Regions from separate parts of the Mus musculus genome. Here regions 2, 3, 4 and 5 are each linked to region 1. The links are chromatin loops, found by intact Hi-C in ENCODE. Cell type or tissue: heart. All regions are shown on one strand.

What was found. A loop is a pair of places that touch in the nucleus more often than their neighbours do. Peaks named below come from ENCODE experiments on the same cell type or tissue, not always from the same donor. Only the 100,000 strongest peaks of a DNase experiment are listed, where the experiment ranks them.
Region 2: a loop joins it to region 1, with 3 times the contacts of the local background. A loop is called at or near these places in 4 of 42 quality-filtered maps.
Region 3: a loop joins it to region 1, with 2.3 times the contacts of the local background. A loop is called at or near these places in 5 of 42 quality-filtered maps.
Region 4: it touches region 1 in a loop (4-fold over the local background); 4 of 42 quality-filtered maps call a loop at or near these places.
Region 5: a loop joins it to region 1, with 3 times the contacts of the local background. A loop is called at or near these places in 6 of 42 quality-filtered maps.

Annotation. Positions count from the first base shown.
Region 1 is chr12:32,817,239-32,822,238 of GRCm38, forward strand. Nampt (nicotinamide phosphoribosyltransferase) reads left to right here and starts at 3,097. Exons shown (of 11, transcript NM_021524.2): 1 at 3,097-3,388. The coding sequence starts at 3,332. In heart, CTCF peaks have their summits at 2,724 and 3,876; DNase peaks (open chromatin) are centred at 2,923 and 3,683; H3K4me3 peaks cover 2,589 bases; H3K27ac peaks cover 2,436 bases.
Region 2 is chr12:32,949,821-32,954,820 of GRCm38, forward strand. Sypl (synaptophysin-like protein) reads left to right here and starts at 4,366. Exons shown (of 5, transcript NM_198710.3): 1 at 4,366-4,539. The coding sequence starts at 4,471. 4933406C10Rik (RIKEN cDNA 4933406C10 gene) reads right to left here and starts at 3,969. Exons shown (of 6, transcript NR_044986.1): 1 at 3,685-3,969; 2 at 3,378-3,551. In heart, a CTCF peak has its summit at 2,826 (motif pointing right); DNase peaks (open chromatin) are centred at 2,821 and 4,151; H3K4me3 peaks cover 1,778 bases; H3K27ac peaks cover 1,730 bases.
Region 3 is chr12:32,653,557-32,658,556 of GRCm38, forward strand. No RefSeq gene overlaps it. Among named protein-coding and RNA genes, the nearest start is that of Gm40376, 69 kb to the right of the region's middle. In heart, no CTCF peak of the experiment used is centred here; a DNase peak (open chromatin) is centred at 2,865.
Region 4 is chr12:32,766,374-32,771,373 of GRCm38, forward strand. Gm40376 (predicted gene, 40376) reads left to right here. Exons shown (of 3, transcript NR_168680.1): 2 at 3,680-3,778; 3 at 4,417-5,000. Among named protein-coding and RNA genes, the nearest start is that of Gm40376, 44 kb to the left of the region's middle. In heart, no CTCF peak of the experiment used is centred here; a DNase peak (open chromatin) is centred at 2,158; H3K27me3 peaks cover 398 bases.
Region 5 is chr12:32,715,008-32,720,007 of GRCm38, forward strand. No RefSeq gene overlaps it. Among named protein-coding and RNA genes, the nearest start is that of Gm40376, 7.2 kb to the right of the region's middle. In heart, no CTCF peak of the experiment used is centred here; a DNase peak (open chromatin) is centred at 2,714.

The DNA of each region.
Region 1 (5,000 bases):
GAGTGAGTTCAGGACTCTTACCTGTTCACTTACAAGGAAACAAAACAAAATGTGTCTTCAGAGACTTTCAAGGCAAGATTAGGTACGAAACCCAAGTGAGAATTACATCTGCTAACAGACGTAGGCTAAGATAGGTACCTAACAATCAATTGAACAAACAAACAAACAAACAAATTGTAATCAATCTATACAATCTGTTCTATATAGTCTGTAGGCCTTCAGTCTTATAGGAAGAACCAAGTAATATCTGACACATGGCCTATACATTTGGTTACCTTGGGAAAAGATGTGGTCGAAACTTAGCCTTCATTAGACTTACAGTAAAGATATAGTTTACATTTAATGTATATGTCAAACTATATAAATAGGTATGTTTATAAACATGGACTGATGAAAGCTAAGGTTTTTAATCTTGTACTATTTAATAGAATTTATTCCATATTCAAACAAATGGCTATCCAAGCCTCAGAGTTTCCATCCTGTCTGCATGCAGCCCCAATTGTCAGACATGAAGTTATGCTAGTTAGGATTTGACTTGTGTCCTGCTGTGTTTCTGATTTGCTTCGTTTCTATCCCTCATCCCTGTGTTCCCGTTTCTCTTTTGCAGAGCGGGAATGCTTACTCTGTACCACTGTATCTTGAAAGCTAACATTTTGTTTTGAACTCTGCAGAGAGCTTGGACTTAAAGTTTTGAGATATTAAGGATTCTTGAAGATGGACTAAATGCATTTTATACATCAGATGGTGATGAGTCTTTGACCAAAAGTAGAATTTTACGGTTTGAATAGGAACTGCCCTCTTCTGGCTTATATGTTGAGAGCTTGTCAGCTGATGGTACTATTTGGTGAGATGATAGAAATGTCATGATTTGGATGTTTGCTAGAAGAAGGTAATCAGGGCATGTTCCTGGGACTATACCTTGTCTCCATTCCTGCCCTCTCCTCACCACCTCCATTTTTGACTTCTATGAATCTTTCCTCTATCACTCATTCTGCCATGATTCCCTCCTCTACTCCAAGTCCAAAAAAGACAACACTGAGTGATATGGATCAAACTCTGAAACTATGAGCCAAATAGATGTTTCCTCTTTTATAACTATTTCTCTAAGGTATTTCCCCATTGCCAAATATCTAACACATGTGGTAAGAATAAATAGCAAGTCAGATGGGGCAAATTGGGGTCTGTGGCAAAGGCCTTGAGAACCAGAGCTAGTATACAGAGAGGGGAATGAGTGAGACACACAGCATATAAAGTTTGCAAGTCCAATGGGCCTCTCTTTGCAGTGATGGCCGACTAGGCCATCTTTTGATACATATGCAGCTAGACACAAGAGCTCCGGGGTACTGCTTAGTTCATATTGTTGTTCCACCTATAGGGTTGCAGTTCCCTTTAGCTCCTTGGGTAATTTCTCTAGCTCCTCCATTGGGGGCCGTGTGACCCATCCAATAGCTGACTGTGAGCATCCACTTCTGTGTTTGCTAGGCCCCGGCATAGTCTCACAAGAGACAGCTATATCTGAGACCCCAACTCTTAAAAGTTGATCTGCTTCCTTCTAGTCAGTCCACACTAGCATATAGCCCTTTGCGGGAGAGGGGCTTTTAAGAACTCTAAGAACTTCAATAGTCACCTTTTCCTCTAAAGATTGCTGTGGGATTAAGCCAGTAATATTCCTGCAGACCCTACTCTTGAACTTATCTAGCAATGTCAGTATGCTTACAATGTTAGCATTTTTACATTTTGGGCTTTTTCATTTTTATACAGGGAAAAAAACTGAAAGATTGCAAGATCAAATTTTGTTTTTAGAAAACACTACCGTGAACAAAGACTACTTTGTAATTAGAATCTTATCCCCACCCCCACCTCCACCCCCCACCCACCCCCCACCCCCCGCATAAAACAGCCTAAAATGGCGGTCAATTGTAGATGAATGGATGCTGTAGCTGAGCTCTTGGATCCTTTGAAAGCTGTTTGACTTTTCCTGGAGAAAAGTCTCAACAGTCCTTTGTGTCTTAAGGGGAAGGTTAAATTGAACCCTCTCAGACGATGAAGGGACAAGACCAAACTGAATCTAACATTGTTGAGAAGTCAAAGGCAAAAGGAAGCTACTAACTTGATGCAGTCTGTGCCAGTTTAGTTATACCGATTTCCCCCTGCTACTTGTATTCCATAAAAACAAAACAACAACAAAGCCTAAATCTTAGAATTCTTAAATGCTATTAAACATGCAAAGGGAATTTTAGTTCTATGCAAAACAAATTTGCAACTCTGTATGTGAAAACTGAACAAGAGGACAGGCTCATGGAAGTTGGGTGACGTCATCAGACGTCACTTCGCTTATTTGGGAGGTTACTAGCTCTTTCCCCCACGATTTAATGATTTAAAGGAAAACAAAAAACCAAAAAACAGATCCACTGTATAAGACTTGGCTGTATGCCTTTTACTTCCCAACAATATTAGATTCAATTTGGTCTTGTCCCTACATTGTCTGAGAGGGTTGAATTTAACCTTTCCCTAAGACGCAAAGGCTTTTCTCCAGGAAAAGTCAGCCTTCAAAGGATCAAAGAGCTCAGCTACAGACTGAGCGCGGAGAAAAGCAAGTCCACGCGCCAGGGCAACTCAGACCGCAAGCAGCTCCTCTGATTTTAAAGGAAAATCTAGAGGATCGGAATCCACAAGACGGATGGGGACCAAAGATTCCATCCATCGTCCAAGCGGGAGACAAAGGTAATTCAGCGCGTGCGGGAACAGGGAGACGACAGTGGGTGGCTCCTTGGCCTTAGCTGGTGGCGTGACTCCAACAAGACTCTCAGGACGAGCAGGGACTGGGTAGGACAAGAGGAAGGTCCGGGTTGGGGCGGGCAAAGAGACTCCCGGCAGGAGGGGCGAGGCTGGGAACGCCAAGCCACGCCCCTGCATCAGACCACGCCCCTCAGAGGCAGGCGCCCAGGTCACGCGCTGGGGTGACGGTCGGCTTTAGGCCCGGGGCGGGCGCAGCTGAGGCAGAGCGCGTGCCTCACGTCCTCCTCAGTCCCCCCCGCCCCTGCGCTGCGCACGCGCAGCCGTGCCCCGCCCCTTGTCCCCGGGATGGGCGGGGCGCGGAGCCGCCGGGAAAGCCGCCGGAGCGCGCTGGGCAGGGGAGCGCGCTAGCCTCCACCGCCGCGTCACGGACCTGCCCGCCCTCCCGGCCCCTCCCCGCGCTCCGTTCCCTGCTCTCCCGCCCCCCTGCGAGCGAGCGGTGACTTAAGCAACGGAGCGCAGCGAAGCCCATTTTTCTCCTTGCTCGCAGCCGCGCCGGGCAGCTCGTGGCGCGGCGTCTCCGCTCCGGCCCGAGATGAATGCTGCGGCAGAAGCCGAGTTCAACATCCTGCTGGCCACCGACTCGTACAAGGTGGAGTTGCGATGGGGGGGGGGGGGGGTCTCCGGGCCCGGGGCGGCGGGAGCCGGCGCGGCGGGATGGGGCAGGTGGAGGAGCCGCAACGCGGTGGCTGAAGGATGGAGGCGCGGGCCGGAGGCGGGGCCTACGCCGCGGCGGGGGCGCGGCCGGAGGCTCGGCGGGATGGGCGCACGCTGCAGCTACCGTAGCCGCCGGCGGCCTTGGCTCTGGGACAGGGAGGACTGGATGAGACCGTGGGACGATCGGGCCGGTTAGGTAACAGCCCCTGGCTCGGCAGGTACGGTCCTGCCCCGGGGAGCTCGGGGAGAGGTCCTGGCGGTGTGCCCCTCACCCAGCCAGTGGTCCCAGCGCGGAGGATAACCCGGCCCCGGGAGCCGCGTCTGATTCAGCTGTCCCACTCGGTGGGGTTGCATTTCCAACTCCCTTGCACCTAGGGATCATTCACGTGCCTGCCCCCTGGTTGCAGAGGCCAGTGTGCTCTGGCTCTCCAGGATCAACTACGTGATTTCTGTGAAATGGAAAGTGAAACACCAAGAGTTAAAGGAACTGGAGTTATAACCCTGGAGAATTTGTGGGGAGAGTAAAATGGCACATTGCTTTAAGGTGCCTATTGAGTTGACTCTTGCACTAATTCCATTTGATATGCACCTTAGCCAAGAGAGGAATGATGAAGAAATGCCCGCCCGCCCCCCCCCCCCATACACACTGTGAAATGAACTGCACTGATCTTCAGTTAAGTTTGTTAGCCAAGACGCTTAAAAGATAAAATGTCAGACTAGTAGGACCCTCGCGAGAACAGATTAAATTTTAGCTTTCAAGTTTAGTATTTACTTGAACATCGTGATGGTTTTGAGTAGCGATTTAGGCGTAGTACTCTCGTGGTTTTGTTTTGGTTCTTTGCTTTTTACTTTTTGTAGCCCTGTAATCTGAATGTTTCAGAGTCCCATTTGCTTACATACTAGTTTGTCCTTTTTTTTTTTTTTTTTTTTTTTTTGGTAAACTATTGTAAGTAAGTAATTTTTCATTTTAAAGGGTCCAAGATTTATCAACAGGTGGTCTTTCGCATGGAATTTCATTTTACTTCATTTTAGTTTTTTGAGGCAGAGTTTCTGTGTAGCAGCCCTGGCTGTCCTAGAACCTGCCTTGTAGACCAGGCTGGCCTTGAACTCAGAGAGCTGCCTGCCTCTGCCTCCTAAGTCATGGAATTAAAGGTGTGTGCCTCCACATCCTACTTCAGATGGGATTTTAAAGTGGAAATCACCTTTTCAAGATTATTACCATTTCTGTTGTGGTACTGGAGGCTCTAAAATCTCTGCATGATGTAGTTCAGTTGAAGTGTTTTGGGTATTCTTAGTGATTTTAGAAAAGCCTCATTTTGTAAAAGTAAAATATCAGTAAATATCCCAAGATAATTTTCAGATATTTTACTGTATTATGTGTAAACGATTGAACGTAAAGGGAAATATAAACAGACTTAAAAGTCCAGGCTTAGGAGGGCACATAATTATTTTAATCCCAACACTCAGAAACCAGAGAGGCAGGCTTCTGTGAGGTCCAGGCTAGTCTGCTCTACATAGCAGAGAAGGAGCAGCTGGAACTACAGGGT
Region 2 (5,000 bases), 130 kb after region 1:
AGAGCATCCTTCCTGGCCTCTGAACATCCATCTCTAAATCCCAGTGCCATAGTCCAGCAAATGTTCTGTAAGGGGCAAATAGAGAGTGAAATAGTGACAAATTATTTAGCATCTATACAGATCTACACACGACTTCAGATAGGGCAATTTGGCATTACAAGCATTATTTCTGTAATTGCCCTCATAAAAGAAATAAGAAGAGGACTGGAACAATGAGCTGGCAGCTAAGCATTCTGCCTGCTCTTGCAGGGGACCTAGGTGGGTATTAGCATTCATATGGCAGCTCACAGCCAACTATGACTCCAGTTTCAGGGGATCTCATGTTTGACACCCTCGTCTGTCCGGTCTCCACAGGCCTTTCCTCAGAGTTGAGGAAATGACCACAGTTGTAGGCATGGTTCACCGTCATCTTGAACAGTCTTCCCAGAGTTTGAACAGTTATGTTTTCAATGAAATGCTACTGTTATGGGAGTGTGACACTCTTGCAGACACCCCTGGCTCTGCCATCCACTCTTACCTCCTTCTCAGGCAGCAGTGCTACGTCACATGTGACTAAGGTTTCATGCTTCCTGTGGTTCCATTCAGATCTTATAAATGAATCCTGACAAGTGACCCGATGTGGCTCAGACCACACTAAGTGGTCTCTGTATTGAAAAAACAATGGCTCAGGGCCAATGAAGGGACCCTCTTAAAATTCAAGTCTGGCAGATTTCCTGGGAAGCTGTAATAAGACCTTCCACTGGTGGGTTTGAACAAGTAGGAGAGAAAGGAGTCAAAAAGTAAAAGAGAGACAATATAATGCATACCTCACAGGTTAAGAATCCAGCCTATCGTAATTCCTGAGACTACAATAATAGACAGAGAAAGCCACCACCACCACCACCACCACCACCCCCACCACCACCACCACCCTGAGAAATGCCTTAATCCCAGCACTCGGGAGGGAGGCAGAGGCAAGTGGACATCTGTGAATTTAAGGCCAACCAAGGCTACAGAGTGAGATCCTATCTCAAAAGAAAAAATAAAACAAGAAACAGGTTGAGATTATATCACCCAGGCTGGACCAACTTCAATTCCTGGACTCCACTAAAGAAAAGAAAAAACTATTTGTAATGATCCTCTTTCCTCAGTCTACTGAATAGCTGGAACTAAGGCAGATCTTGGAATACATTTGTCCCTGGGGCACTACCTGTACTAATAAGTGCGTTAAGACTATTATTTTAAATGTTCCTTTTGATGCTCATTTCCCTACAAATTAGCATAGACATTGAGAATGGAGCAATTTGGCTACCTTGAGCACAATAACTATGTGCTTAATAACAAATATCTTGGACATCTCATGGACACCCTGAGATAATTATGCAAAAACTGTAGCTGACTGCTCTGCTTCTTAAAGGCACAGTGCCATCCAGAGCTGTTTGAAAAAGTTTATCTAAGTTTTTTTTGCTTCCTCAATGCCCACTCTAGATGACCCTGGAATCATTCCCACAGTGACCTGACATGGAACCCTTCCTTTGGGGGTCTAGTGTTTTTTTTTTATTACGTATTTTCCTCAATTACATTTCCAATGCTATCCCAAAAGTCCCCCACACCCCCCCCACCACTCCCCTACCCACCCACTCCCCCTTTTTGGCCCTGGCGTTCCCCTGTACTGGGGCATATAAAGTTTGCGTGTCCAATGGGCCTCTCTTTCCAGTGATGGCCGACTAGGCCATCTTTTGATACATATGCAGCTAGAGTCAAGAGCTCCGGGGTACTGGTTAGTTCATAATGTTGTTCCACCTATAGGGCTGCAGATCCCTTTAGCGCCTTGGGTACTTTCTCTAGCTCCTCCATTGGGGGCCCTGTGATCCATCCAATAGCTGACTGTGAGCATCCACTTCTGTGTTTGCTAGGCCCCGGCATAGTCTCACAAGAGACAGCTACATCTGGGTCCTTTCGATAAAATCTTGCTAGTGTATGCAATGGTGTCAGCGTTTGGAAGCTGATTATGGGCTGGATCCCTGGATATGGCAGTCTCTAGATAGTCCATCCTTTCGTCTCAGCTCCAAACTTTGTCTCTGTAACTCCTTCCATGGGTGTTTTGTTCCCAATTCTGAGGAGGGGCATAGTGTCCTCACTTCAGTCTTCATTCTTCTTGAGTTTCATGTGTTTAGCAAATTGTATCTTATATCTCGGGTATACTAAGTTTCTGGGCTAATATCCACTTATCAGTGAGTACAGGGGGTCTAGCGTTAAGAGACAAATCTGTGATTAGCTCAGAGTGTTGGGTATAATTTATTTAAAACAAACAGTTGTGCTTGTCCAGTGTTGGTAGGTATAGTCCTTAGGCTACATCAGAGGACGTTCAGGCTCACTCAGTGTGCTGAGTCAGGATACTCTGGTGTTGTAAGCTCCTCTGGTATTGCAGCCTTACCCCCCCCCCCCCACACACACACACACACACAACTGCTCTTAGGTGGTCTTGCCTACTTTTAGTAGTGCAGGATAAGATGACACAGAACAGAAAGCAGCAGAGACTGGAAAGCAGTGGCGGCAAAATGGCACACACAGAAGTAGCAGGTACCCTGTGTCTAAGGCGGCAGAAGTGAACAGTCCTAGCAGCTGAGGTAGAGAGCCAAGACTAACGGATAAAACCTTATAATCAGCCAGAGAAGAGCAAGGGCAGGCCCTGGCACCACAAGAGCTCCAGATAGCTGTTAAGCCTTCAGGGCCAAAGGTCTCATCCTGGGCCAAGAGCTGCCAAGGGTTGAGGAACCCCAGTGTTCTAGACTTACAAACCGGAACATTTGTAAGGTTGAGTTATGAGGGCTGCAACACTAGAGGGTGCCACTTGCTGCTGCTTCTGTCGGGATTCAGCCACCACTCACTGCTGCCTGACAGAAATGAAGGCTACAAGAGACCAGCTCCTCACTTGCTTCCCCTGCCTATCCTTCCCACAATTCCTATCCAACTGTGCAGTCAAGCAAACCTCAGCCAGCTGCCTGGTGACAGGACTACAGGAACAAACCATGGGAGTACAAATTGTTTCAGACCTCTCAGCTCTATAAAGTTGCAAGATGAGCATTATCCCATCCTGTTAGCATCTATTTCATTTTGAAATTACATTGAATATATTTTTGGCTATTTTGTATAATTCTACTTTGAATACTTTTTCCTTTGAAGCACAGCTAAGTGATTTACTTGTGGGTTCCTATCCAACAGGTCTCAGCAGAAAATAACTTTTTTTTTTTAAGACTTAAAGAGAAATGCTGAGTGGAATACACGGAAATAAGAGTGAAGGAAGGAGGAAGTGTTAGCTTGGTAGTAACTGTTCATGGGTAGTGGTCAGTTCTAATGGAATACTCCACTGACATTTAGGAAATATAAATAAGTACCTGGGAGCTGGAACTAGGATCCTCTGTGGCAAAGATCTTCCTTCGATGTTGGTGTTATCTCACCATGCATGAAGACAGGCCACTATCCCAACCCTCCAAAAAAGGCCAGGCACAAGGAAGCCAGAGAAGAGATGTCTAGATTGGTCCCATTCTGGTGGCAGGAGGGAGTGTTCCCTAAGACAAATCATGAAAGATGAGTTAACTTGACCCCCCCCCACTCCCCCGCCCCCCCCCAAAAAAAAACGGCACGAAATACAGGCCTCGCCAAACGGGGATAGAGGTGGAGAGATGAGTTGTCCTGTGAGACCTGTCAAGCCATGATCTCAAATGGGTGGTCTTTCTCCTACTCTGGCTCCAACAACTTTGCGATGTCTGCGGAAATGTTTGGTGAATCATACGTTCAAGCACCCTTACATAAGGCAGGTTCGCCAGACGGCCGCAGTTTTGCAATAACTATGACTTTAAGGGCCCTGAACACGAGCTTTGAAGTGAGGCTTTGTCTGTGTACACACTTGACACATTTGCCCAAAAGTTCAGAGCACTGGGAAGAAAACGGGCCGTTGTGAGGGCGGGCAGTCACAGCCACAAAAGGGCATAGCAACCAGAACGCCACCGAGGTGGAGGGCCGTGCTGCGCAGGCGCAGCTGTCCCCCGACCCCACCCACCCCCGTCGCGCGCTCGCAAAGGCCGGAAAAGAGTCTGGGGCCTAGGGAGCGCGCGTGCGCGTTAGAGACAGAGCTAGGCTTTGGGGAAGGGGGCGCGGCACACGCATGGCTTCCAAAGCCAACATGGTTCGTCAGCGGTTCAGCCGGCTGAGTCAGGTGCGGCCGGGGGAGGAGCCAGCCCTTCCCAGTCCCTCCTCGGCCTGGTCTCGGCTCGCCCTCTCTGTCTCCTGGGCGCGGACTCAACGGCCGCCCGGCCCCGCCTTAAAGGCCAGGCCGTCCCGCCCCGATGCCCCTTCGTCCCCACCCCTCCGGCCCCGCCCCCAGCCCCGCCGGCTCCGCCTCCCGCTCTCGCCGCGGAGTCGCTCCGGTCTCGCCGCTCCCCTCCTCCGCCCCGCGTCCTGACTCTCTTCCCTCCTTTCCCTCAGAGGATGTCCGCCTTCCAGATCAACCTCAACCCGCTCAAGGAGCCGCTCGGCTTCATCAAGATCCTCGAGTGGGTGAGTGCAGCTTGCGACGCCGACCTCGCCCGGTCCAGCGCGGGGCGCCTTGCCGGGAGGCGGGGACGCGGTCGTGAGGGAGTCCCCCACGCTCGAAGGCCGCGGGGCGGAGATGGCGGCCGGCGTCGAGTCGAGTCGCCGGTGTGGGCGGCTTCTCCCGGCCGCCCCTAGCCGCGGAGGCGTGGAAGCTCGCTCGCTTTTTTTTCTCAGGCTCCACTGCCATCCGCAAAGGAAGACAGGATTTCCTGCTGCGGTCCAACTGATACCGACCGCCCGGAGGCCCGCGGCTTCCGCGGGCGAGGCTAGACCTGGGTTGCGCCCTTCGCTGGCGGCGGGTATGGGCTCCTGTTAAAAATAGTGTGTGTCAGAGAAGCCGAGGCAAAGCCCTTGCCCCGACGCATTAAATTGTCGGCCCATTTAACGCCTGGCCTGGACGTCGAGATTGTTTATAGCAACATCCT
Region 3 (5,000 bases), 160 kb before region 1:
AGTTGTCCCAACTACACCTTTTCCTTCCAGATCCCCCCACCTCCTCTCTTCCCCGGATCCACCCCCTCTCTGTTTCCTCTTCAGAAAAGAGCAGGCTTCCAAGAGACAATAGCAAACAGGGGAAACAGTATGACAAAGCAAATGCCATCATTTTGAGGCTGGACAGGATAACCTATTAGGAGGAAAACCATCCCAAGAGTCAGGGGTACATCTGTTCCCAAAAAAACACCAACCTAACAGCCACAATGTATGCAAAGGACTTGGTGCAGACCCATGCAGGCCCCTTGCTTGCTACTTCAGTCTCTGTGAGCCCATGTGAGCACTGCTTAGTAGACTCATTAGGTCATACTCTCCTGGTGTCCTTTATCCCCTCTGACTCCTACAATCTTCCCAACCCTTCTCCTGTGAGTGTTTCCTGATGTGTTTCCCTTTCCCAGGGAAATCCACGCTTCCCCCTTAAAGCCTTCCTCGTTAACCTAACCCCACTGGATCTGTGGTTTGTAGTTTTATTTGACAGCTAATATCCACTTAGAAGTGAATTCATTCCATATGTGGTTTTCTGGGTCTGAGTTACCTGACTCAGGATGATTTTTCTAGTTCAATCCATTTGCCATATACATGATGTTATTTTTAAAAAGCAGCTAAGTAATAATATATTGTGTAAATGTATCATAGTTTCTTTATCTATTCTTCAGTTGAGGAACATTTAGGTTGTTTCCAGTTTCTGGCTTTTATGAATAAAGCCACAATGAACACAGTTGAGCAAGTGTCCCTGTGGTAGGATGGAATGTCTTTGGATACATATCCATATCTACTGAAGAGTAATATAGCCAAGTCTTGAAGTAGACTGATACCCAATTTTCTGAGGATCTGCCATATTGATTGCCATAGTGACTATACAAATCTGCATGCCCACCAGCAATGGAGGAGGGTTCCTTTTGTTCCACATCTTTGCCAGCATGGGCTGTCACTTATGTTGTTTATCTTAGTCATTTGGACAGGTGAAAAATGGAATCACAACCTAGTTTACATTTGTATTTCCCTGATGGCTAAGGATGTTAAACATTTCTTTGAGATTCCTTTATTGAGAACTCTGTTTAGATTTGTTCCCCATAGATTACTTGTTGCTGTTTTTGTTTTTGTTGTTGTTGTTGTTTAACTATCTACTTTCTTGAGTTCTTTATATATTTTGGATATTAGTCTTCTATTGAACAGGGAGTTGGTAAGCTGTAGAAAATACCAGAAAATGGCAAGATCTCCCATGCTTATAAATCAGTAGGATTAACATAGTAAAGATGTCCAACCTACCAAAACAATCTACAGATTCAACATAATCACCATCAAAATTCCAATACAATTTTTTACAGACTTTAAGGAGGACAATTCTCAACTTCATATAGAGAGACAAAAATCCAGGGTAGCTAAAACAATCCTGAGCAGTAAAACTGGAGGCATCACCATTTCTGATTTCAAGCTGTACTACAGAGCTATAGTAATAAAAACTGCATTATTTTGGCATAAAAACAGACAGGTTGATCATTGGAAACAAATTGAAGACCCAGACAAAATAACAGGAATTAACAATCATTGTTCATGGATATCTGTTAATATCAATGGTTTCAAATCCCTAATTAAAAGCACAGATTAACAGTGGATTTGAAAACAGGATTCATCATTCTGCTGCATACAAGAAACATACCAAAACATTATGAGTAGATATTACCTCAGGGTAAAGGGCTAGAAAAAAATATCCCAAGAAAATGGTCTAATAAGCAAGCTGGTATAGTCATTTTAATATCTAACAAAATAGACTTCAAACTAAAATTAGTCAAAAAGAGATGTGAATGGATATTACATATTCATCAAAGAAAAATCCACCAAGATGAAAGTTCAGTTCTTAACATCTATGCTCCAAACACAAGGTAAGAGAAACAGCTTAAATCACATATTGACCCTCACATGCTGATAGTGAGAGGCTTCACTACCCACCTCTCACCACATACCAGGATGCAAAACAATTCTCAACTGATACTAGAAAATTGAAATAACTCCCTGCCTGCCATCAGACTGCTACAGATTGATACTGGATTTCAACAACAGAAACAACAGAAATCTTATCAACTCGTGGAAACTGAACAACTCTCTACTTTATGAAAAATGAGACCATACAAATATGAAATTAAAGACTTTCTAGAATCTAGTGAAAATTAGTACACATCATATCAAACTTATGGGACACAAGGGAAGCAGTTCATAATACTAAGTGCCTTCATAACCCAAATTGGAGGTCCCATACTCATAACTTAACGGCACACCTGAAAGCTCGAGAACAAAAAGTAAACCTGCTCAAGGGGAGCAGAGGGCAGAAAATATCAAACTGGGGACTGAAACCAATAAAATAGAAACAAAGAGAACAATACAAAGAGTCAATGAAACAAAGAGTTGTTTGAGAAAATCAATAAGATAGACAAGCTCTTAGCCAAACTAACTAAAAGACACAGAGAGAATATCCAAACTGATAAAAGCAGAAACAAAAAAGGGGGAGTAACAACAGACACTGAGGAAATCCAGAGAATCATAAAGACATAATTGTAACTTTAAATGCTTTAACCTTCCTTGTAATCCACCACCCACCAGAGGTAGTGGGAAAGAAAAACGATGGGGGAAGTGAAACTGTTTAGAAAGGTTCTTTGGAGCAACTGTCTCTGTTGTCTGGAAATCAACAGTTCAGTTCACACTTTAGTAGGCAGTGGCAGCTCGATCCACTTGAAAACACTTCACAGATATACCAGCAGTCCAATTTGGTAGAGGTGAGTTATGACACAACCTAGCAGAGACAGCCAGACCTCAGCCTTGGCTCAAATAAGCAGGAAGGACCAACAGGAACACCAGGAGAAGTTCTTGGCTGTGCCTCTCCCAGGGAAGTAAAGATGAGAGACCCACAAGTGCTGTACAGCTAGCTGTACCAGCAAGCCAAACTCTGTCTCTGTCACTCTGTGGAGTCCTATTTATACCCTCCAAACATTATGTGTCCTCCATGTGACTTGCCTCAGCATGTGCATCCAATCAGCCCAAGTCGGCTGACGTAGCAAGAAACTGCGGCACACCACCAGAAGTTTTGTTTTTTGTTGTTGTTTTGTTTTTGTTTTTATTTTGTTGTGCTTCTCTCTATGGAGTCTCGACAAATGTAGCTCAACTACACAATGTAAGGTGGAACAACATGTATGTTAGCAAAGGTCATCACGTGTCCTTTTACATGCTTGCTTTAGCAGAACATCCTCTCTCCTGTGTCTGCTTCATCGAAACATTCCTTCACGACTCTGCCTTAGTCTTCCACACCTGTGTCCACTTTAACAAAAAATTCATTCACATGTTTGCCCCAGCAAAACACCATCCAACCAACTTTCCAAAGAACCCTTAAATTTCCATTTCACATAATTTTAAAACTTACATATTGAAATTATATTTAAAAACTTACATAATTTAAAAATTGACATATTGAGATGGGAATGGAGAGGGCCTAATCCTAGTCAGAATTTGGAATTTTCACCTTAAAAACTTTGTTTACAACTTTGATGAGCAGACCCAGGAGAAAAGAGGCCTTTTCTGTGTGTCAGCCATTTGCACAAGTTGTCTCCAGATGGAGGAAATAGATGAAATGGCCTCTGTCTGCTACTGGAATCAGGGATTTTTGTCTTTCCCCTTCTGAGGGCACCACTTTGGTGAAGCAGGGATGCATGTGTTTGAATTTTATAGGCTCTACTCCCGAGTAAGATCCCAGTGTAGCTCAGCAGCCTGAGACCACACATTTGGGAAACTCAGACCAAGCACTATGGTACTATGCACAGAAGCCTGACAAGTGAAACACTGGGAGAAAACGACAAGGAAACTGTGAAGTCGTATTCAGTGGATTGAAAAGCTGGTGAGAACCAGTTCCACTGGAACCTCCACACTGACTTCGTAGCTGGTAGGATGTTAGCCAGAGCTAGCAGGGACAGAGCCAGCAGTCTCAACTGGAGACCAGAAGGAGTTTGCAGGGGTGTAACTGAACCAGAGACTCACTTTGAAGCACTACAAATGGTCCTGGAATCAAAATCATGGGACGCAATGGGACAGCCTATTCACAGAAGACCTCCCAGTCCCAGGGAAAGAGCTCGAGAGAGTCCAAATGAAAGTCAATAGTCAGGCCAGTGAGTTTTCATATCTGCTCTCTACACCCAGACTTCCCTCATTCTGTATATGTGCCATCTGTGTTTAATACACAAGGTTATTTTATCAGACCTTCTTGACCATGCTGTGTGCTTGAACTTACTTTTCATCTCCTACCCTTTTCCTTATATTACTTTGGCTTTTTCCTCTTCCAAATAGCACAGTGTAGCCTGGTTTGCAGGGGTCCCTGTGCCTCAGCCTCCTGACACATTGGACTTCTCTGGCATCTCATGACATATCTTTACCTCTTTCTCTTCAGTCTACTTTTAGCTAAAATCCCCTTATCCCACCCTCCTCCCACACACATACACACACACACTGGTTTTGTTACCTGGAGTTCCCCCTCTAATTTACATTCCCCCCTGCTATATTCTATCTATCAGTCCATTACTACCCACCCATCATACTGTGTTTTCTATCTCCCTTCTTCCTGTTATACCTTCTATATATTGAAGGCTCCACCTATACCTAATACGTTGTTCACAGTGTACTGTCAATGCCCTCTACCATGTAAAATGATTACCACTTAAGGGGAGATTGTTATGTAATTAATTATTACTTATTTTGTGGGGAATCTACATTGTGGGTAATAGCTCTTTCAGGGGAGAGCTATGGATACAGACCAGTGCTAGTCTGAATACTAGTCTTACAGAGGAAAAAAAAATCCACCACCAATTAAAAGAAACCTCAGCCCTACTACACTCCAGTCCCTCCTGAGCATTGCAAACACCCAACTGAAAGAAGAAATGTGACCTGACAATATTGATATTTCAGAATGGTACAACCCTGAT
Region 4 (5,000 bases), 51 kb before region 1:
TCTTTCTTTCTTTCTTTCTTTCTTTCTTTCTTTCCTTCTTCTTCTCCTCCTCCTCCTCTCCCTCCTCCTTCTTCTCCTTCTTCCTGTTTAGAATCGAGTTGTATCTGTGTGTGTTTCTTACCTTCTAAGCTAGACTATTCATTCTAAAAGGCACCAAATATACTATGACTATCCATCGGGGACATGACACTGCTCTCTACCTAGCAGAAGATGAATGAATAGAAAAATGGCTGGTCACATCAACAAAGGCACAGAGATGAGACAGGAGGGTGATAGAGTAGGATTAACACAGCACTTCCCAGGTTCTGACAACATAGTTCTCCCTAAAATAATTATGCAGTCGAGTCAACTATACAGCAATGCAATCTGTGTCCCCATGACGTAACTCAGATCTTTATCAATACTGCAGAAGTACTGAGATGACCTGCCGTGAAGAAACCTAGAATTTCTCAAAACTGTTTGCACACTTATGCTTTCTGTTGTTAACCATCACCAACACCTGCTCTCTGGCACATTGGCAATAAGCTGTTTTGGAAATGTATAGCCCAATTCAGCATGCAAGGAGCTTTGAAATCAGCATGGGAGATACTTGCTCCCTCCCCAATTCTCTTGGGCTGGGGTGCAAAGTGGAGAGTGTTTCTCTGCTGTTGAACTACCTCTTTCTGCAAAACAAGGAAATATGGAAACTGTTGCACTGCTGGAAACTCCCCTGCAGGACCCTCAGGGCCAGGCCTTGGTGAACTGAGTTCTGCTCTCAATCACGTTTTTCTACAGTCTGCTCACAAATGGCAAAGGAGTCCACACACATTCTTGTTGGCTATACCAAAGCAAGATGGGGGGGGGATTTTAAAACAGAGGGGTTTTTATTCTTTAATATTGGTGTGTATGGAGGTGGGCAACATCTCTCCTTCCATGAGTTTCTAGGATTAAACTCAGTTTATCAGGCTTGTGCAACAAGTACGTTTAGCCACTGAACAGTCTCGCCAGGCCCAAACCATGAGACTTTGATCCTTACGCAAAAGTCTAATTTCACTTCAGAATCACTTGCCATCTGGCAAAAGGTTGAGTGAAATTTCTAATGAAGGTTCAAGTCAAATGTGAATGACTAAACCAGAAGAATCCCCCAGTATATGGCCATCTCCTTTGTGTAGTACCAACAAGAGGTAAAAAGTTGGTGCTTTGATGCAGCAAACCTGCTCTATCAGGCCCCTGTACCTCCTTTCCTAGCCAAAGCCACTCCTCTGATGCAAGTTCCCTCATCTGTCATGGGGCAATAGCATGCACTTAGAAGTACTGCTGTTGAAATTCTGACAATATGTTGAAAATGCCAAGGACAATACCTGACATGAATAAGAACCATCTTCCAGACTAAATCTACTCAACAAGACTCTGCCAGGGGATCTATGAGAGCAAAGGCTTATAAAATAGGCCTGGTTTCAATAATGTGACATTAATTCAGTCACCCTTTTATCCTGGAAAGGGCATTAATTTCACTAACGTACAAGCAACGCAATGTTAGGTTACACACAAGCAGTCAGGATCATTCCTTCTCAGGGTTTAGTTTCACTGGAGCAAGATGACTTAGAAGGGTAAAGCAACCCCACACTACAGAACCATCCGGACTCTGGCGAGCAGTGTTAACAGAGCAGAATAAAAAATGAATGGAATGTTTGTGCTGGAACTTTAATAAGAATTTAGCTAGTTTCTACACTACCGGCACTGAAGGCTATTGCCTCCCAGATGGAAAGTTGATCTTGATCTTTTTTGGCTCTGGGTCCATCCTCCCTTTAGGAAAGTTAGACTCTCTTATGCAAACTGTTGCTCACAGGTGAAAGTGCTCCGTGCTACTTCCCTCAGTTTGAGGTGTCAGGAAAGACTCTTGGGGGCAGTTCTATTCCACATGACCTAGTGGAGAACTGAAGACCCTTCAGGTGACTCTAGAAGTTACACAGAGTCCAAGACAGGTCTGGACCCAGGCACACACACCCCCAAAGCATGTTCTGATGGAATTGGAAGTGCCAGTGACCTTGAAGCATTTGCTTGTTTACTCAGAATGCTTAGGAGCTGCCCCCTCCACTGTGTTGCCCTGTACATTGTCCCATGCCCTAAGCTTGGATCATACCCAACTATCCAAATAATCTTGACGCCTTTTTCTGGGGAGTGGAAGACTGGCAAGCCACCAAGCCCTGGGTGAGGTGCCAAAGTCCTTGTTATGTAAGAAACCTGGTTGCCACCCTCATGAGAGTGTGGGAGTTTCATAATGCTGTGTCATTCCCCTGGTAGAAGTGATGTGTGATTTGGCAGTTTCTAAAAGCAAAACCAGAATATCATGAAGACAGGGTCTCAGTCAGATCTGCAAAAACAAAAATCCATTTCCTTGATTTCTAACCAATGTGCCCAGAACATTATTTTCAACTAAGAGTCTCAATGTCCAACCTGTTAAGACTGTCTATAACTTATTCAAGCTGGTTTATATTTTGAAATTAGGGAGCCTTGACTAATAAACTGGAAGAGATTTGTAGGGAGCACCTCAAGCAACTAACAACAGTATCTATGACGTCCATTGCAATTCTTGGCATCATGCCAGCATTTCAGGCTTCTCATTCCCTCCACCTGACTTTTTGAAACAAATACTATTACTCCTCCATTCTACAAAAAGGGAAACTTGAACACAAATTGGGTAGGTCCCCCTAATCCTGAGTCAAAAGAATCTCCCCTCTTCTTCAAGCTGCCCATCCTGGAGCTCAGAGACGTGGGATCCAGTTCTCATCTCCCTTTCTCCTTCCTTACTCTCAATTCCAGTCCCTCTCCCTCCCTTTCCTCCTTCCCCCTTCTCTGCCTCTTCTCACATCCAGTAAATCATTAAACTCTATCTTGCTAAAGCTGATGGATATTTTAATCAGTCACCACCCTTTACATCTGTAGAACGTGTCATAGAAACTCTTTTTCTGAGATGCACATCAACAATGTTAATTCCTATTTTATAAAGGACATTAGTCATTTGGGCACTATACCCAAACCCTTGACTGTGTTGAAGAAACTTCTCTGTGTGTCCTGATGAGAGTTGCTCACATGTTTCCTTCTCTCTGTGTAATGTACAACTTGACTACCAGACCTGGATTTAGCAGCCCAGTTGTTCCAGCCCTGAGATGCCAAGTCTGTATCTGTGAAGAAGACAAGAGAGTTGGGATATTAGCTATCGTGGCTAGTAGCCGGGATCTATAAGGAGTTATTTCTACTTGTGGTAATATTAGAAACAGAATCCAGTTGTGTAAGGTCCACAGCTTCCATGCCTGCCCATTGTTCTCACTTGTCTCCTGAGATCTAGGGCCAATTAGACATTTGAGATTGAGTATCTCTCTTAATTATTGAAGAAAACCACAAATTCCATCATTAATGAGAGGTGGGTATTTGGCAATCAAACAGAAGCTGGTAGATAAAGGAAGCCCAGACTCAAGTATTTCCAGTGCACATGAGGTGTAATGTGTCCATTGAACGCACGTATTTTTGGAAACTATCCTGCCACCCTAGAACGATGAGAACATTGGAGGCAATGGGCTTCTTTTCTCTGAGAATATAAAGGAAGGGAACAACAATCTTAAGTAACCAAACTATGATCTTATGCCTTGGACTGAACCTAGGGACCTTCAACATCTGTGCAAATGTTTGTCTCTTTCAGAAGCCGTACTCAAGAGCTGAAAACCAGAAGCGTTGCTTGATACTACAGATCACCAAGTCACCTCACTGGTTGGATTCACAGCTGTGCTGCGATTTGTGTGTGTGTGTCTAAAAATGAAAAAAGTTTCATTCCTGTATCTGCAAGCCTTACAAAGAGCCTGGCTCTTATCCAATAAATCCTTATGAAATCAATGAAAGTGAAAAACCCACTTTCTTCTTACTTTGAACAAACAAACAAGAAAGAAAGAAACAGCAGCAACAACAAAACCCCTATATCAATAGTTCCACTCCCTGTGCAGCTCTTAGTTCATGATCAACAATGCAGACTTTTCCAAATGTCTGTGATCTAGGCAGGTAATCCCAGGACTCCTATTTTATGAGGAGAATTTCAGACTTTCGGCTCCTACCAGATGTATCCCACAGCCCCTCACCAGGTCAAAATGCACATTCTGATGTCATCTCCTAATCTGAAGGTCTCAGTAGCTTATTCAGAGCTTTCTGGTGCCTTCCATGTTCCTAGTCTGGATTTAAGTCTAGATTCCCCATTTCCTAACTGTGTAACCATACAAATTGCCCCTCTCTCTTCTAGTTCCTCATCTGTTATGTGGGTATAAGAATAGTTCAGTTTTAAACATTATCTTATCCAAATAGTATACAGCATCGTACTTGCCTGGGTCTCTTGTTTTTTGGCTGGATAAATAATAACAAGCTTCCATCTTTGCTCTTGTGTATTCACAGTTTCAAGAACGTCCACACACGTGAGAAAGCCTGGCGATTCTCAGTCTTTGAACAGTATGTGCATCAGACTGGTGCTTAGCTGAATCCTTCTACCCTTTTGCCCTTGGTCCATGCCGTTTCCAGAATACTGCATCTGATGTTCCAGAGAGATAGGAAAATGGCCAGTTAGATCTTTATCACAGTCTGCTCTCACATTAACTGGTTGACCTCTGTTTCTCTTTGGTGTTTGTCCCACTGGTTCTGCACAAACATCTCCCTTTTAGAACACAGTGAACTATATCAACAATTCTGTTCCATTCTTTACTGCATCTACTAAAAGGGACAGAGAAATTTTTAGAAAATAACCAGAAATTGAGGGCTGTCTGCCTTTTGGTTTAAGGTGGTGAGTCGCAACCTTTCTAATGCTGCAACCCTTTAATACAGTTACTCATGTTGTGGTGACCCCCGATCATAAAATTATTTTCACTGCTACTTCATAACTGTAATTTTGCTACTGTTACAAATTGTAGTGTAATATCTGTGTTTTCCAGTGCTCTTTGGCAATACTTGTGAGAATGTCATTTTATGCCCAAAGGAGTCATGAC
Region 5 (5,000 bases), 100 kb before region 1:
CCCACAGAGTAACATCCTCAACTCCATAAGTTTATTCTCCTTCTTTCTTAAGTTGACAGGGTGGGGTGGCTTCTCTGGTTCAACCCTACCAGGCTTTATCTTACATTAAACTCTGTTTCTCAACCTAAGGCACTTCGAGCTTGGTGTAGGTACCATTTGCTTTCTGGCATCAGCTTCAAAGATTCTGTCTCTGGTCTTGGACTTTTAGATCCTAGTTGGCCCTGGCCTGTCTTATCTCAAAGGACAGGCAGTAGCTCTCCTCTCCCCCCACCCCTGCCCCTTCCTCAGTCCCCTTCTGAGAGCTCAGACTGCTGTCCTAAATTATGTAGCCAACCTTTGCAACAAAATTTTAGTTCATTCCCAGTCTCATTGCTAAGGTTTAAAGTTAAATTTATTAATGATTTATTTGGAATTATGTTGTTTTGTTTTCTATAGTAACTGCACATAATACAAAATTCACTTACAGAAGGACTTGTAATAAAAGTCCTTCCTAGTCCTCCCTCTAGAAATGGAATTTTTCTCTCCAGAGGAGGGAAAAAAAAAATAAACAACTCTTAACTTTAAGTGTGTGTGTGTGTGTGTGTGTGTGTGTGTGTGTGTGTGTGTGTGGTATGTTTGCTCCCACACACATGCATACGTTATTTAAATTGGTTTTTTTTTTCTTATCTATGCAATATATAAACATTATTTTCTTTTACCATTGAAGCCAACAAGGTATGCTTGGTCTCATTTGACCTCCTCTCCAATCTGGTCTGTTTCCAAGAGCAACCAGACAGCAAACTAATAGTGACTTAGAACGAACCCTTCTAGAATGTTTTTTTTTTTTTTACACCTACTGCAGATATAAACAGAAAGTATGAAAAGCTGATTTCCTAGGAAAGATACACTATGAGAATCTTTCTGCAGCTGCCACCCTGCCATTAGGTCAAATCAGTGTCTCCAACTCTGATGGTAGCTCTTCGTTCTCTATCGGAGCTGGCTCAAGCTTAGCGGAGAGCCTTGGTTTTCTCCAGATCTCAGGCTCTTGCTTCCCTGCCGTGGTTCCACTCACACGTTTCTTTCTTTTCTTTCTTTCCTTTTTTTTTTCTCTGATAAACTGTCGTGGGAGCTGAGCTGACGAACAGAGAGACAGTGTCGGGGATTTCATTCTGGGATAAAACTGACATGGCCACAGGCAAGAAGATTGTCCTCTCATCTGGCCATGAGCTGGGGAGTGCAAACACATGGCAGAGTTCATTGTTGTACACAGATACCTAAGAGCTCCAAGGAGCAGGGACACTCTACATTCAACACCACCTACTGCATCACCAGGCAGCTGGACCATTCTCTTATGTGTTTTTATTGAAACATTGACTCCTACTCTTGGAGAGGGAGGGAGATGAGGGAGATGTTTTTCCTATGAGCCGTAAGGGCAGGAGCTCCAGTCAGCCACAGGGATAGGGATAGGCAAGTGCTAGCACATCTAAGTGGCCAGATTCCATGAAAAGTCACTGTGACAGGACCAGCTGTGGTGTTTAGACCTTGTAGTGGTTGTGCCTCACATTGATGGTCAGTGACTGGGAGGGAAGATGCTACTTCTGAGGGGAAGAAATCCTTGCTAAGGAATCACATGACCCTAGACGAGCACTGCACACAGACACCCAAAAGCTTCAGAGTCACATCACTCTGCATTCAAAGCCACCCACTGCATTGTCACTGTTTGTCCTGTTTGTTTTGTTTGGTTGGGTTTTTGGGGTTTTTTTGTTTGTTTGTTTGTTTGTTTTTTGAAACATTGGGTTCTACTCTGACCTTTGGAACAACATGAAATATGGTTATCCGCTTATGTAGTAAGAACCGATTGCATACACAAAAAAGTCAGTTATATCTGAGGGAGCTAGGACCTGTCTTAGGACATGACCAGACTGCCAAGGCACTTTAATTTTATCTAAGTCCTGTCTCTCTGGATCTTAAGATGTCAGTGTTTCTTCCTCATTAGTAAAGTTCTTAAAAATGCTGCTGCTACTGTTTATTATGCTAGCCTCTGAGATACCACTTTTAAGATTAAATCACCTTTCCCTTTGTATTTCTATGGTGAAGGGGGATCAAGGCACTTCTTTGGTCATATTTGCCAAAGCCGACTTCCAAGAAATGGCCAGTGGTGACCCAGCTCTTGCTTTCCTACCACATTCAAGGTCACCATTACTTATGATTTTAATTATGGGCCTCTCATTGGCTGTGCTGTTGGTTTGTTATGAAATATGAGCCTACGTTCTCTCAACAGGGCAGCTATCTCTATAGTCAAAGGATTGTATACCCCATGGCCACACCTCACCTATGGAATGCTTATCTGTTCCATGCCTATAATAGGCTTGCTATACTCTGTACTTAGCATATAAACTGAAGAACATATTTTCCTAAGCAAGCCAAACACCCTTTGAATGCAATGCTCATTTCTCCTTAAGAGGCAGAAATTTTCAAACGGAAATTTGAATAAATGTCATGTTTTATTAAAGATGTCATCTGGCTGACTTCGGGGTGCTGAGAGACTCATTTAAGATGATGTGTTGGCTTTTTTTGCCATGTGACTTTCACACAATTGTGGAAATCAGGAGAATCATCTGATTTACTGGCTCACTCCAGGCTGCCTCTGCCAGGGTTTTATTTCTCTTAGCAACAAACAGTTCTGGCAGCCTGCTCTGCTTCAGCCGTGCTGACTGGCTAAGTCAAGGTGGGCCTGCTGCCAGCTTGGGGTAGCGCTTGTTGAAATGCAGCCTAGGAAGGGCAGGACAAGAACTATTTCCTTCCACCTTCTGTGTCCTCCCTCTGCTCCTTTGCAGCCCCTCCCTTCCTCCCCCACAACAGTTGATGTTATCAATTGCCTGTTCTATTTTCTGTGACTTCAATTCTGTCAGATTGTGGTCAGTGAAATGGAGTTTTTATCCATTTTGTTCTTTCTGAAGGAAAGACCAAGAGAGAAGAATATGGGTGTTGACTTAGTTTGTGCCTTTCCTTCAAGGCTATCTAAAAGTTTGGGTCTGGGCTCCTATTTCTTCCTCTTATATGTGCTGACAATTTGGAAGAGTGTTTAGGAAGGTCCTCTGCAAAACACAAGGCCTGGGAGGGAAGCCTTCTCCCTACTCTTACCTATAATGTCTTATAGTCTCCCTTCAAGCAACACAGTAGTGCAGAGCCCTCTTTGAGAGCCTTATTGCAATTCTTTTGTATAAATACTCAGGATATTAAGAAAACTACATAACAAGATACTTAAATTAGATTCTTAAACCATACATTACACTCAAAACGGACTGAAGGCTTAAATGTACAATGCCTGGAGAGACATAGAAGAAAAAAAAACCTGCATGAATTATCTATAATAATGATTTCATGGCTATGACACCAAAAGACTCAAGCCACAGATGAGGGAAAGCCTGGATCAGGCGCCCAGCTGTTTTTGGTTCAAGCCTCAACCAGCTTGAAACTTTGGAAGGTTCCCTCATCTTCAAAGTCCTACCGGGTCCCGTCCTCCCAGCTTGTCTGCCTTTACTTCCCTGGATCTCTTCTTCATGATGAATCCCTTGTGTGACAAGTAGAACCATTTGTCCACTCCATCCTCCCTGCCCTGACACTGAGAGGTTAGGCCCCACTCTCAAACCTCCCTAGCTTTGCCTGTGTGCACTGTCAGTGTTGAAGACAGAGAGACTTCCCAGTGCCCGTGACTGGAGCATGGCCATGGTGTGCTGAGTTCAGGGACTTCTTCAGGGTTCACCTGTGGGTCACGCTATGGGAGTCACCACCCCTGCCTACTTGGAACGTTCTTCTCCTCGAAAAAAAAAAAATCAGATCACCTAGGTCTCCTAGCTGTGGATGACTATCCCAGACCTTTGAAGGAGGATCTGAGGATTAAAGTTGTGGATGGGCAGACAAAGCTGTTTTCCCCAAGCTGATTTCCTGGCTCTTCCAACTGAGGGACTTAGCTAGCATTGCTCTCTTAAAGCTCCGCTGTGCATCAGCCCGCTGTGCAGCTACCCCTTCAACCTATTATGTAATTCTTTTCCAATTTAGTATAAAGTGACATATTGATTAAAACATTTATGATTGTTGATGTATCTACATTTTAAAGTTCAGAAGGGTCACGACTACCTCTTTCTCTCTCTCACTCTCTCACTCTCTCTCTCTCTTTATGGTAATAGTACCATGGACAACCTTTTGTTCTGGGAATGCCTTTACCACCACCACCACCACCACCCAGAGGACATTTGTGTTTAGGATTGGTTTGGGAACAGTGGCTCTGGCAAAGCTGCAGAAATTGGGGGAGGCATGTTCACTTCTCAGCATTTGCATTTTAATGGCCCAGGAAATAAACCCACATTTTTAAAGGAAAAAAACTATTTACCATCTGTGGTGCATGCGTGTCTGCAGCAGGGAAGTCTGCGTTTGTACACATTTGAGATGAGGTTGGCAGGTCCTGGAAGACCTTGCTAGCAGTGAGAGAAAAACAACCTGCATTTGAAAGCTGCTTGCTACAGCGCAGTAAACCTGCTACACGGTGTCTGTTTGCAGCAGAACTTTTGAATATCATTATTTTTGTACCAAAAAAAATGTAAATGTAGCAAAATGTGATTGAGCCTCTACTTATAAAAAAATATTAAATTTCTTAACAACAGTATCTCCTTAAGATTGCCTGGTGGGAGTCTTGGCCCCGCTGCTGGAAGAGCTGTCACAGTCCTAGGTAGAAGAGCAAGTAATGTGCCAGGCATGGTGGGAAGGCAGAGGCATGCAGGTCTCTCTGAGTTCCAGGCCAGTCTTGGCTACATAACAAGCTCCAAGCTAGCCAGGGCTGTATCGGAAGTCCTTGTTTTGAAAAAAGAGAAACTAACAAATATATTCATCAGATGTCCAGGTGATTCAAGTAGGACCAAGCCATAGTCCACAGAACCCCATGTGTCAGGGATGGTACAATGTGTGCAGAGAACAAGACAGAGAAAGAATATGATCTAGAAACAACCGCTCATAAAATAGGG